Linked DNA regions of Homo sapiens: region 1 is linked to region 2. The links are chromatin contacts, found by Hi-C in ENCODE. All regions are on one chromosome and are shown on one strand. The core of a region is the stretch at or near the end of the contact, and the rest is flanking DNA. Distances in the headings are between cores, read along the strand shown.

The links. A loop is a pair of places that touch in the nucleus more often than their neighbours do. Pooled maps may share reads with other maps.
Region 1: a pooled map shows a loop between it and region 2 (3-fold over the local background). The contact joins the promoter of ANKEF1 here to the enhancer-like site in region 2. A Hi-C loop is called at or near these places in 2 of 37 single-sample maps with no recorded cell type and 2 of 50 pooled maps.

The regions. Positions count from the first base shown.
Region 1 is chr20:10,030,159-10,037,070 of GRCh38, forward strand. ANKEF1 (ankyrin repeat and EF-hand domain containing 1) reads left to right here and starts at 4,829. Exons shown (of 11, transcript NM_022096.6): 1 at 4,829-5,175; 2 at 5,421-5,484. The region is part of intron 3 of SNAP25-AS1 (SNAP25 antisense RNA 1); the gene reads right to left. RefSeq lists a silencer at 4,620-5,169.
Region 2 is chr20:9,405,144-9,411,951 of GRCh38, forward strand. PLCB4 (phospholipase C beta 4) reads left to right here. Exons shown (of 40, transcript NM_001377142.1): 21 at 170-205; 22 at 2,774-2,915; 23 at 3,490-3,574; 24 at 3,914-4,038; 25 at 5,894-5,945. Among named protein-coding and RNA genes, the nearest start is that of LAMP5, 110 kb to the right of the region's middle. Within about 2 kb of position 3,573, at least 2 of the 41 ENCODE cell types and tissues checked have a DNase peak (open chromatin) inside an H3K27ac peak, as active enhancers do.

The DNA of each region.
Region 1 (6,912 bases), core at 3,579-6,078, 630 kb after region 2:
TAAATAAGAGTTTAAGGGCTTGTGATAGCAAATGAAGTTTCTTATTGGATTTTAAGAAAAATTTTTATAAAAATATGTGAGGTTATTCAATAGAATCACATTTAATTTGCCAAGCATTTTGCAGAATGCCTAGGACTATGTAAGAAGTATTAAATTTGCAAGCCCTTTGAATAGTTGTAATTTAAAGATAAAAATTGGTTTAATACCAGACAAAGATAGAAGCACAAGTTAGGTTATTAGAGAATTTAGCCAGTGTATCAGTTTGTATCGTAAGTCATTGGCAAGAACAACGTGTACTTTTCTGTCACCTCCCAACTAGCTATGTTTTGAGCAGTAGGAATATTTAATACCCCTTCCTCCCATTTTTCCTTTGTGTTGTCCAAATTCTGACAACTCTACTGCCAGATAGCTCAGGGCAAAAATGATAAAGTTCAAGTTAAGAAGGCTCTGCAGTGTTCTCAGTTCTCCTCTGGTGAAAGAGGAGAAAGGTTGTGTTTAATTATGAATCTGGGATTTCCAAAACTTTACCCATGCCCTGCCTGTCCCCTCATTAGCATGAAGCTGTTATTTAAATAGTTCAGCAATAACGACTTTAGTAGCCTCCCTAGGTTAAAAAGATTGAAATTAAATGTGTTTATCTATTGTTCTACTATTCAGTTACCTGATTATAAAATCAAAGATTATTTCATGAAACTCAGTACCCCTTCAGGGAAAAAAAAAAAAAATTCCCTAAAACAAAGTTAGGAGAGTGAATCGGACCACATGCTTATCTCCAAGGTCTCAATCAAACAGCAAATGCTTACCCAACTTCTATTCAAAATATTTGCGCCAGTAGTTCTGATATGACCCAAGCAGAGTTCACACATTATTAATCTACTCCTTTCAGTCTTCTAGATGTGTTTCCTCCAAAATCTACCAGATTCTCAAATAATTTCAGGAACTTTCTCCAGAACAGAAACAAGGTTGTTACTGATACCAACTTTGTCTCCAAACATGGGGAAGATTATCATTGGAAAGATCTATTGATGACCTATAATACATAGTTGGAACTGTTTATCCACAGAAGTATTCCCCAAGAATCAACCACAGAGCCAAGATGGAGCTTATGTCATTGTTATGCATACTTCTTTTACGGCTTGTGAGGGCAGTTCATACTATTCTGATTTTACAACTGAGACCCAAGGAACCTGAGTGACTTCTAGGCTCCATTATGTCAAAAAAAACTCAAATGTGAGGCTTTGCCTACACTGAGAAACAGTAGTTCAAGAAACGGTGCCCTGGTTCTGTTAAAATAATCTGAGAGTTATGTGGTAAGTAGTTGAGAGTGAATAGGGTAGCTTTGAGAGGTGACAGCGTGCTGGCAGTCCTCACAGCCCTCGCTGGCTCCAGGCGCCTCCTCTGCCTGGGCTCCCACTTTGGCGGCACTTGAGGAGCCCTTCAGCCCACCACTGCACTGTGGGAGCCCCTTTCTGGGCTGGCCAAGGCCGGAGCCGGCTCCCTCAGCTTGCAGGGAGGTGTGGAGGGAGAGGCGCGAGCGGCAACCGGGGCTGCGCACGGCGTTTGCGGGCCAGCTGGAGTTCTGGGTGGGCGTGGGCTTGGCGGGCCCCGCACTCGGAGCAGCCGGCCAGCCCTTCCAGCCCCAGGCAATGAGAGGCTTAGCACCCGGGCCAGCAGCTGCGGAGGGTGTACTCCGTCCCCCAGCAGTGCCAGCTCACAGGCGCTGCGCTCAATTTCTCACCGGGCCTTAGCTGCCTTCGCGCGGGGGGTGCTCGGGACCTGCAGCCCGCCATGCCTGAGCTCCCACCCCCTCCATGGGCTCCCGTGCGCCCGAGCCTCCCCGATGAGCACCACCCCCTGCTCCACGGCGCCCAGTCCCATCGACCACCCAAGAGCTGAGGAGTGCGGGCGCACGGCGCGGGACTGGCAGGCAGCTCCACCTGCAGCTCTCGTGCGGGATTCACTGGGGGAAGCCAGCTGGGCTCCTGAGTCTGGTGGGGACGTGGAGAACCTTTATGTCTAGCTCAGGGATTGTAAATACACCAATCGGCACTCCGTATCTAGCTCAAGGTTTGTAAACACACCAATCAGCACCCTGTGTCTAGCTTAGTGTTTGTGAACGCACCAAGCCACACTCTGTATCTAGCTACTCTGGTGGGGCTTTGGAGAACCTTTGTGTCCACACTCTGTAGCCAGCTAATCTGGTGGGGACATGGAGAACCTTTGGGTGTAGCTCAGGGATTGTAAACGCACCAATCAGCGCCCTGTCAAAACAGAGGACTCGGCTCTACCAATCAGCAGGATGTGGGTGGGGCCAGATAAGAGCATAAAAGCAGGCTGCCTGAGCCAGCAGTGGCAACCCGCTTGGGTTCCCTTCCACACTGTGGAAGGTTTGTTCTTTCACTGTTTGCAATAAATCTTGCTGCTGCTCACTCTTGGGGTCCACACTGCTTTTATGAGCTGTAACACTCACTGCGAAGGTCTGCAGCTTCACTCCTGAAGCCAGCGAGACCACGAGCCCACCAGGAGGAACCAACAACTCCAGAAGCGCCGCCTTAAGAGCTGTAACACTCACCGTGAAGGTCTGCAGCTTCACTCCTGAGCCAGCGAGACCACGAACCCACCAGAAGGAAGAAACTCCGAACACATCCGAACATCAGAAGGAACAAACTCCAGATGCGCCACATTAAGAGCTGTAACACTCACCGCGAGGGTCCCTGGCTTCATTCTTGAAGTCAGTGAGACCAAGAACCCACCAATTTTGGACACAGTTTGACAATAAATTTACACTCAAATATCTCTAAGGAATCAAACTTACAGATTAATAATTAGTAATCAGGTCACGTAAAGTAAATTATAAAAGAGCATTGATACCAAGATTGGCAGAAAGTTTTTTGTGTGACAAAACCAAGTTTTGGCTAAGATACACACTGCTGATGGGAGTCTAAATTGCTGTATATGTCGGGAAAACAAGTTGTCTTTATCTTGATGTTATAAATAACCTATGACCCAGAAATTTAACTCCTAGACATATACTCTAGTGAAACTCTTGAACGTGTGCGTCCAAAGACATTTATAAACATGATCTTAGTAGTATTGCTTTTAGTAGCAAATTCTGGAAACATCCCAAATGTCTATCAATAGTGGAATTGATTTGAAAGGGGTGTGGAATGGTAATATAATGGAATAGCCTACAGCTGTTTAGATAAAGGAACTCCAATTAAACATACCAACAAAGATACATTTCAAAAACAAGACGTTGAAAGGAAAAAAGTCATCAAAACAATACACAACATTCTACCACATTTTTATAAATTCTCAAAATATGCAATATTAAACATGCATTATTTAGGGAGGCATTCAATGTAGCAATGCATTTTTAAGAGGCTGGGATGATAAATGTAAAATTCAGAACAGGTATTATCTCTGGGAACAGGAAGAGGAGGATGCAGTGTTGGGAAGAAATACATATAAGTACAGCAGTAGAGGCAGACTTTTTTTTCCTTTTCCTTTTTCCTTTATTTTTCCTAGCTTTCTTTTTCTTTAGCTATGGTATTTCTTTAGCTATGGTATGGTATGGTATGTACTTTCCATATATCATACAGTATATTTTGGTGTGCATGAAATAGTCCTTAATAACATTTTTATTATTTTTTATTTGACGTTTAAGTTCAGGGGTACATGTGCAGATTTGTTATATAGGTAAACTTGTGTCATGTGGTTTTGTTGCACAAATTATTTTCTCACCCAGGTATTAAGATTAGTACCCATTAGTTATTTCTCTTGATCCTCTCCCTCCTCCCACTCTCCACCTTCTACCCTCCAATAGGCCCCAGTGTGTGCTGTTCCCCTCTATGTGTCCATGTGTTCTCATCACTTAGCTCTCACTCATAAGTGAGAACATGCAGTATTGGGTTTTCTGTTTCTGCGTTAGCTTGCCAAGGATAATTGCCTCCAGCTCCATATTCCTGCAAAAGACATAATTTTGTTCCTTTATATGGTTGCATAGTATTCCATGGTGTATATGTACCGCATTATCTTTAGCCAGTCTATCATTGATGAGCACTTAGGTTGATTCCATGTCTTCGCTCTTAACATTTTTAAACAGTCTCTGAGTAGAATAGGGTAGGCTGGTGTAAGGAATTACTGTTTTTAATTGGAAGCAATTACATACTGCATTAAAAAGCATATATATATAGACACACATATATATGTTTTACATTCACATAATCAAACCAAAGCTTTCAGAATTTTCCGCCAAAAAGCATGTGTGGAGGGAGAGAGAGGGGTGTTATGGTGCATTTGTAGGCCCTGAAATAAAGTGATCTCCATATTTGCTTCCATTTGTGTATAAATATTTTTTAAGCATATATGCATCCTAGAGTATGGAAAGAAAATTTCTGGGAAGATTTGCAAGAATCTGTGGCAGTTGAGAGTAGGTTCACTTTCGCTTTATTGTGTAATTTATTGTATTTTTCATTTAATTGTACTTTGTAAACTAAATATTTATTGTATATTTTACTTCATTTTTTAATTGCCATATGCAGCTTTAATTTTATAACTAAATTACGTTCTGACCCAGGGCAGGAGGTGGGAGAAGAGAATGAGAGAAGGGCGGAATCCTCAAGACAGCAGCATTCTGCGCTCCGCCCTGGAACACCCAGCGCAGCTACCCCATCCCGCCCAGGCCGGCCACCTGGCGTCGAAGCCAGGCGCGAGGGGCGGAGGCGGAGGCGGGGGCGGGGGCGGAGGCGGAGGCGGAGGCGGAGGCGGAGGCGGAGGCGGAGGCGGAGGCGGAGGCGAGCACCGCCCCACCGCGCACGCTGCGGTTGCCCCGGCAGCCGCGCCCTGCGTGGCGGAAGCTCACAATCAGCCCGGTCCCTCCGGCTTCCACCCCGCCCCCTGCGCTCACCTGCCCGCGCGCTCGCCTTCCGGGGACCCGGGGCCCATGGACACATACACCCAGCCCTGCTGTCCCGCGCGCCAGCTCACCAGCCCTACCCAAGGGACATCATTCACGCCTGGGCGCCTCCGCCGGGCTCCGGGAGCCCAAGGTCGCGGCTGGGCCAGCGCTGAGCGTCAGAGGACGAGAGCAGGGGCCTCCCCGGTCGCCCCAGCAGGCCCAGGCACATAGGTGCCCAGAGATCCCTGGCTTCTGATCGCCCGGAAGACTAAGAGGTGAGCATGACACATGGCTTTTCCTTTGACGTTACATCTCTACCCCCTCCACTCCTCTCTTCTCCAGATTTTTCTGGAGACTAAAAAGTGGAAAGCACAGTAGAGAACCCCCAACATGTAAACTATCGCTTACACTTGTGGGTGAGCTGAAACCCGCAAAAGTTTGGTGTATTCATAAGGAGCCTATATTGAAGGACTTTGCTAAATGTTTTACAAGGATCATATCTCATTTCCTTTTCACACAGTCCCATGAAGTGGGCACCATTGCTATTGCCAGTTCACAGATGCAGAAACTGAGGTAAAAACTAGGTAGGTAGCATATCCATATTTATATCCAACTAGTTTGTGTAAATAATGATACAGGGAAGGGAGGATCACAACGGATTTCCCCACCTCAAACCCTACATTCCACTGTACCAAGCTTGTCTTCCTCCATTCCTCTTTCTAATGATCCTTCCTTGTCGCACAGCCCCCCTTTGAGAGTTAAATGACCTGAACACACACAGATTCCCACAGATTTTCATGTAATTTCCGAGTATTCAGACCCCGAACATGGACCTCAAGTCAAGACATTCTGCTCTATTCCACTACCTTGGTAGATGGTTAGATGTGACTAAGGTGGCCCAGGGTCATGCTGGGGAAAAGTACAGGTGTGCTTGTATGTGGAGGATCCTATATGCTGCTCAATTTACAAGGAACCCAGGACCCAAGGGCTACACTTGTGTGATTTCCTGCAGTGGGGTGAGCTCTTGGTCAGTCTTAGCAGTTGATTGTGAAGGACACTATACAGGGTGCTGCCCTCTCCCCAGCACTTCAGGGCTTTAGCTGGGAGGGAGGCAGTCCACAGGAAACCGACCCATGGACCTACTGAATTCATCACTGTAGCTGCTAATTAATTCTCCGTTAGAGATGGGTGCTAACAGAGGCAACATTGAAGTCCCTGATTGGGAAATCCTTATTTTCACAAATCAAGTGGCATTGATTCAGTCTAATCATTACCTATGTAGGAGCATCTTGCCCTATTCCATAGATGACACATATACATATGCAGTATGATGACACCGCACCTAATCGGAATATGGCCGATAATAATAAAACAAGCCATAAATAGCAGCTAAGGTGAGTGTCACCAAGCCGTGCAGCAAAGTCCAAGTGGATGACTCTGAGGCAGCCTCAGTTGGTTCCCTAGTCCACCGCATGTTATAAACAGATTAAAAGGCAAAGGAGGCCTGGCCCGGTGGCTCACGCCTGTAGTCCCAACACTTTGGGAGGCTGAGGCGGGTGGATCACCTGAGGTCAAGAGTTCAAGATCAGCCTGGCCAACATGGTGAAACCCTGTCTTTACTAAAAATACAAAAATTAGCCAGGTGTGGTGGTGGGCACCTGTAATCCCAGCTACTCGGGAGGCTGAGGCAGGAGAATCGCTTGAACCCAGGAGGTGGAGGTTGCAGTGAGCCGAGATTGTGCCACTACACTCCAGCCTGGGTGACAGAGTGAGAGTTGGGCTGAGGGTCGAGGGTCATGGGATAGGGCGAGACACCAGGGGAGTGTGTGAGGACAGAAAAGAGTCTTGAGGACCTAGCCCTGGGCACCCAACATAGGCTTCTTGAAATGGGGAGTCAGCAAAGGAGCCTGAGCAGGAGGGGGCATTGGTGTTGGATGGAAGCAGGCGATGGAGATGTTGTGGTGCCTAGAGAGACACATTTAAAGGAGAGAGAGCTCACTGCCGTAGAGAAT
Region 2 (6,808 bases), core at 2,323-4,822:
AACAGTGAGGCCATCCATGGCTTTTTGTCATCAGTAATGTCCCACCTTAGCAAATAAATAGAATAACAAGTTTACCTACACTTATTTAAATATCTATGTATGTATGGCTAATAAATTTGGAATTTTGCCCTTTAGAGAAGTAAACAAATTATTTCCTTTCTCTAATTAGGCTTCAGATGACCTTGAACATGAAAACAACAAAAAGGTAACAAAATAATTCCCTTGCACATTTTAAATCAGATGCATCTAATTTAAAAAATCTTCAAAGGAAGGAATCAGTTGTGGTGAAAAAATGATTAAATCCTGATAAAAATCACAAAACTAGGGCAGATGAGTAAGATGATTTTCTAAAAGTAGGTATTTAATGCAGTAAGGCATTTTCTTCACTGGAATTAGAGATTTCATTCCTGCAGTGGAACTACATGATCATCAGCATATTGAATTTGAAAATAAAAATGAGTGAATAGGTCATCAAATCCATATTATAGCATAATAGAAAGGATGATCTTAGTTCCCACTACATTGACATTCTGGAAGATCACTGATTAATTTTACACTGCATAACTTCTAAGAGTATTATTTGATGTTATTAGCTATTGGCCTTATTGTAGGAAAGGTAAAGTTACATTTTCACTTTCTTTCATCCTCTTCAAAGTTCTTCAAGTGATCACAGTGGTTTTATTTAGTAAGTATTTATGGTTTATCCTACAACAGTGAGGCTGACAGCCACAGGCAGAAGTTTGCCTAATAACTTCATTCTCATACTTCAGAGGTTCGGAAAATACTGCCTTGCTGCCTGTGGGGTCCTATCCTATTTGAAGTTGAGATCGTATCTTCTCACCCTCTAAATATTAAACTTGAAAGAATTATGAATAAATATGGTCGCAGGCCTGTCCCAAAATATTTGTGAGTACATTACTCTCTTGTTCTAGAATTTCATAATTCATAATTTGGGTCAACAGTATACAGATTGACATTTGGTCATTGTCATTTATTAGCTAAGTTATTTTAATTCTCAAGGCATCAATCTTCTCATGTGGTCAGTGGGTAGGACTCTAATCCTCACTACACATCACAGACAGTAATGAGACTGTGTGTGCAAGAACTCATCCTGGTGCTCAGCTCATAGCACTGGTGGTATTTATTATTATTAAACACACATGGAAGGAACGGACATGGCCGTTGTTTGGTGGGGGAGCAGGAGGACACATTAAGAAAATGATAAAAACAAAAACAAAACCAAATTACATTACTTGATTATTGTTTCAGGCTTTTATTGGTGAAATCAGTTTGATAATTTAGAATGCTCAGATTGTTAAGTGATCAGTTAAGACAAACAAATTGACCATTTTTTTTTTTTTTTGAGATGGAGTCTCACTCTGTTGCCCAGGCTGGAGTGCAGTGGCGTGATCTCCGCTCACTGAAAGCTCTGCCCCCCGGGTTCACTTCATTCGCCATTCTCCTGCCTCAGCCTCCCAGTAGCTGGGACTACAGGTGCCTGCCACCATGCCCAGTTAATTTTTTTGTATTTTTAATAGAGATGGGGTTTCACAGTGTTCACCAGGATGGTCTCGATCTCCTGACCTCATGATCCACCCGCCTCAGCCTCCCAAAGTGCTGGGATTACAGGCGTGAGCCACTGCGCCCAGCATCTGACCATTTTTTAACTCATGGATTACATCATCCAACTAAGGAATTTATCCAACTAGATTCACTTTATGCAGGAAATTTAGCTTTGCAAAGTTCTCAGCAAAAATATTGATCACTTTTGAAGGTATTTTTGTTGTTGGTTTTATTGTTGTTTTTTCTATCAATAAATAAACTAATTTGTTTTCTTTTTTCTGTATGCAAAGTAATGCAGTTTCAATATGTCCTATGCAGCAAGTTATTAGGTTACTTTTAAGATTAAGTGCTTTTTAAATACTATAAACCACGTATGTATGTTGCTTACATTCTAGAGTGCTACAGTGAAACATAGTCCCCAAAGAGGCAGCATCATTAGCACCTGGGAACTAGTTACAGCAATGACTGGCCTCACTGCAGACTCACTTCAACAGAAACTCTGAGTGTGGGGCCCAGGAATCTGTTCTAGTTTAAAAAGTCTTCCAGGTGATTCTGATGCACGCTAATGTTCGAGAGTCACTATTTTTGATGTTGTGCCTCAATTTGTAAAAATATGATGCTATATCTATTTCATAGCATTGCTGTGAGGTCCAATATAGTAATTTCTTTTTTTTTTTTTTTGAGATGGAGTCTTGCTCTGTTGCCTGGTCTGGAGTGCAGTGGCACAATCTCAGCTCACCTCAACCTCTGCCTCCTGGGTTCAAGCGATTCTCCTGCCTCAGCCTCCCAAGTAGCTGGAATTACAGGCTCACGCCACCACACCCAGCTAATTTTTGGCATTTTTAGTAGAGATGGGGTTTTGCCATGTTCGCCAAGTTTGTCTTGAACTCCTGGCCTCCCAAAGTGCTGGATTAAAGGCATGAGCCACCGTTCCCGGCCAGTAATTTCTTGAATAAAGTCCCTTAAAAATCTAAAAATGTCCTACAAATGTAAGATAAGCTTAATATTTTATGATTACCTCCTTTTGCATTATTCAGAGCTACAACAGACACTAACTTCTTAAAGTATCCTTTAGCATAATTGAGGAAGAAAAAGCCTTTACCTTTCAATTTGTGTGTGTGCAATTATCTTTATTAAGGAAATCTGCAGCACGTATCCGTGGGTCCTACTGAAGTCATCAACTTATATGTTTTCTTCCTTGTGCTTGTAGGGCCTGGTCACTGTAGAAGATGAGCAGGCGTGGATGGCATCTTATAAATATGTAGGTGCTACCACTAATATCCATCCATATTTGTCCACAATGATCAACTACGCCCAGCCTGTAAAGTTTCAAGGTTTCCATGTGGCAGAAGGTAACACCAAAGGTTAAATGCAGTCGCCTTTTTTGCTTGATTTTCTTTTATGGTGCTGATGAGCTTTTATCTAATTTGTTGCCATTTTTCTTTGTGGGCATGGGGGCTGTTCCACCTCACCTTATTTTTGTTTCACAGACCATAGAAGCCACCTTGGTATGTGGTGACATTACATTGTCATTCACGACTTCAACCACAAGGTGGCGATGAGAGACTATGGATTTGTTAGTGCTGGGCATGTAGCTTCTTCTGTTCCCAAGTGCATTCACAAGACTCCTTTTAATCAAAAGCTGGTTTTCAAAAAAACATAAGAAGTATTTAAAAACTTCATTTCTGGGCTAGAGAAGCCATCGTAATCATCATTATCATCAAAAATTCATATTTCGGTGGTGGCTGAAAAGACAGATGTCTCCATCCACAGGATGTCAATGAAAGTAGGAGCTACTGACATGATAATGTAGCATTAGCCTCCAAGGCCTCATGATTCAGGGTGTAATTGCATTTATTTATTGCTGTTTTTCGGTGAGGGTTTGATGGCAGAGTTCCTGAATCCATCTTTGCTTTTCTTTTACAGAACGCAATATTCATTATAACATGTCTTCTTTTAATGAATCAGTCGGTCTTGGCTACTTGAAGACACATGCAATTGAATTTGTCAAGTATCCTTATGTATCAAGTGGAATGAGTGGTTGACTCACGTTGGTTTGGCAAGAGCCTCTGAAATAGATAAATGGCTAATATCTCATTCTGGTGGTGGAGTTCATAAAATGATATGTGGGAAAGACCATGGCAGCTGTGACAATCTGCCCAAATGAAAATTGTTTTTATAATCCACACAGTGAACTGTGATCTTAAGCATCATTTGTAAATGTGAAATCTGCTCTGTGCTGTCTACTTGTTTGTCATTGTTGGCCTAGACCTTTGTTGTTTTAGCTCTTTGTTGTTTATTTTTCTCTGCTGTAGGACTCTTTTTTTCTGTTTTCCTTAATAAGTTACAGTTATAACAAACGGCAAATGAGTCGCATTTACCCCAAGGGAGGCCGAGTCGATTCCAGTAATTACATGCCTCAGATTTTCTGGAACGCTGGCTGCCAGATGGTTTCACTGAACTATCAAACCCCAGGTAGGAGCTGATGTCCAGTGACCCCAAATTCCATGAGAACACTTTGACAGGATGGTGCCAGCACTTCCCATCAGTTGGCTGTGGGCATTTTTTAAAGGAAGCAGACATATGGCAAAGCAATGTGTTATTGGATTTATATAATGGTGAGAAATAAAAAAAAAAAAACCAAAATAGAGCAAACAATGGTAGAAGATAATGTGTTGTGATTGGAATTTAATTCCTTTCATAAATGCCATGACTATTCCTGCTAACCATTATCCCATATTCCAAAATATTTCTCATTTTTCTTCCTTTTGGATCAAAGTTGTTATCTTTGTTTCCAGAGGCAGAATTAAGTGAAAAGAATTTGAGTATCTTTGTACAGTAACAGCGACTCATTTCTCCTTTGGCAAACACCCTGACCACTGTGAACATTCAGCAAATATGACTGATGCAGGGGCACTTCACTAAACAAATACAGAATATTTTGAAGTAAATGCCACTAAAATGGTATATAAGGAGTTACATATTTGAAGAGGTACTAATCTATAACTTGGTCCTCCAAAGTGTACTCAAAGTCAGGTTTCCAATATATAATGACTTTTTTTTTCTGGAAGGAAAAGAGTAAATTTTTATAATTGATAAACACATTTTTAAAATTTTTGAGGTTTGCTTAAGAGCCTAGGATCACAGTATCAAGACTAGAGGTAGCAAAATAGAAATAGAATAGATAGAAATATGCCACAAACCCTCTTCACTGTAGATGGTCAATTCTACAGCATGGTTCTTACAACTGGTAAAATAAAACAAAACCAGAAAGCTCTTTTTTCCTTCAACTCTTTGCTATTAAGAGAACTGCCCATGCTTCCCAATTTGAGGATTTTTTAAAATCTATTTTGTATTTTAAGAATCCCTGTCACTTCGTTCCCTGCTATGTGGATTGAGTGGAAGATCCTTTGACTTTCATTCCTTTGGCATGAGTGTGAGCTGACTGTGCTTCTCATGCCTTGAAGGAGCCTCCCCAGTGACCAGAAGCTCCTCCTACTGGAGTCACCATTCTGCATGGGGTCCCCACAGTGCTTGCTAGGTTAGACTGTGACGTGATAGCTACCAATACAATCCTGAGTGTTTCTAGCTGGGGCCCAGTAACAAGGCTCTGATGACTTCACTTACTTAAAAAAGCCCAACTTGTGTTCTCAGTTGTCAGTGAGTCCATAATATGGATTAAATGGCTAACCCAGCTTATGTTTTATTCTATAATATTAGGTTTAAACACAACATTTTGAAGAGGAAAAAATATCCATCAGTTTACCCATTTCTTTTGCGGATGGGAAGAAAGAAAAAATGTTATTCACTTGCAAGACAGAAGTCAAAAGCCATGTGCTGCCAGTGTAGACCCCACTAGAGTAATTCCCCCTGCCTCCCATCCTGGAAGCATGCCACCAAGTTTTATGCGATACTTACCTAGTTCATTTTCCAGTCTTTTAAATCAAGTTTCATATTCACCCTCCCGGGTATCTCCAGGGTTCCTCTGCCCAGGGATCCTGAGACCCATCCTCTCCCACTGTAGCAGGTTGGATATCTCTACTCTCAATACTCATCAAACAATGGTGTGACTCCTATATTGAATCCAGTTTTAAAAGTGACCTTTAGCATGATCTTTATGAAAACACATTTTATGTTTAATTTAAATGAAACATGAGGTCAATTCAACATGGAAGAGAGTATGCCTTAAATAGACCAAGCAGAACCTTGTAGTATTAAAGAGGGACCTGTGGGCCTAGGAGCAATCTGATACCTATTGTTTCAAATCACCCCGTCAGGGTCTTTTTTGTCTAGGAAGACAAGATGCTAAATTATTTTTGTCTCTTGACAGATTTAGCGATGCAATTGAATCAGGGAAAATTTGAGTATAATGGATCGTGCGGGTGAGTAATATGATTTAAACTGTTTTCACCTAGATTGAGAACTCCATACTACAGCTCTAATGAAGCCATGTCATTTTCAATTAGGGGCTACAGAATTTAAGCTGGGTTTGAGGGATGGAATAGAAAGAAATGAAATACCTAGAGAATATTTGCACATATACATTCTTCATCTACCCCATTTTACTAAGCAGGTTTTGGGTTTTTTAAATCACAAGTGAAGCAGTTCATACATATGCTACAGTTTAATCCTCTCACTTTAAAATCAATAGTGGAGGATTTTATGTCTGGGACAGGTAATAATCCCTGCACACTTGGACATTAACTGGAGATGTAGGCATTAAATATGTGCATTTTACCTAGGACAAATCAAATAATGAAGTTAATTTCATATGTAATGAAGTTGTGGGTGTCGAGCTGAATTTCATTCAGTTGGGAATAAACCTTTGTCCTCTACTGATTCTTTTTTGTGTCTTGTAAGTAGCAGTTATCAAAGAATAATGCTGTGAATATTGTCCTAGTTTCCTTAAATAGCACTCTTGAAAACTGTGAACCAAGAAGTGAAATAGGAAATGTTAATTCTACAGAAACACTGAAAGGTTAAATGAAAATATAAAATTAGAATTCTCTTGAGATAAAAAAAAAAAAACACAACTATGTGGTCATCCCCTCACCCCACCTCAGCCTCATGCATCTGTCCCCAAACAAGTAAATATTAATAACTCCAGACCACTGCCCAAAGGCCTGTAGAGGAATCCAATGGAAAACTATCCCGTCATAATGATGCTATTAGGAATTTCTTCATGGTGGCTCACCTGATTGGATATCTTTTTATCACTGAACACTGCCAGTCAAGATAACATTTT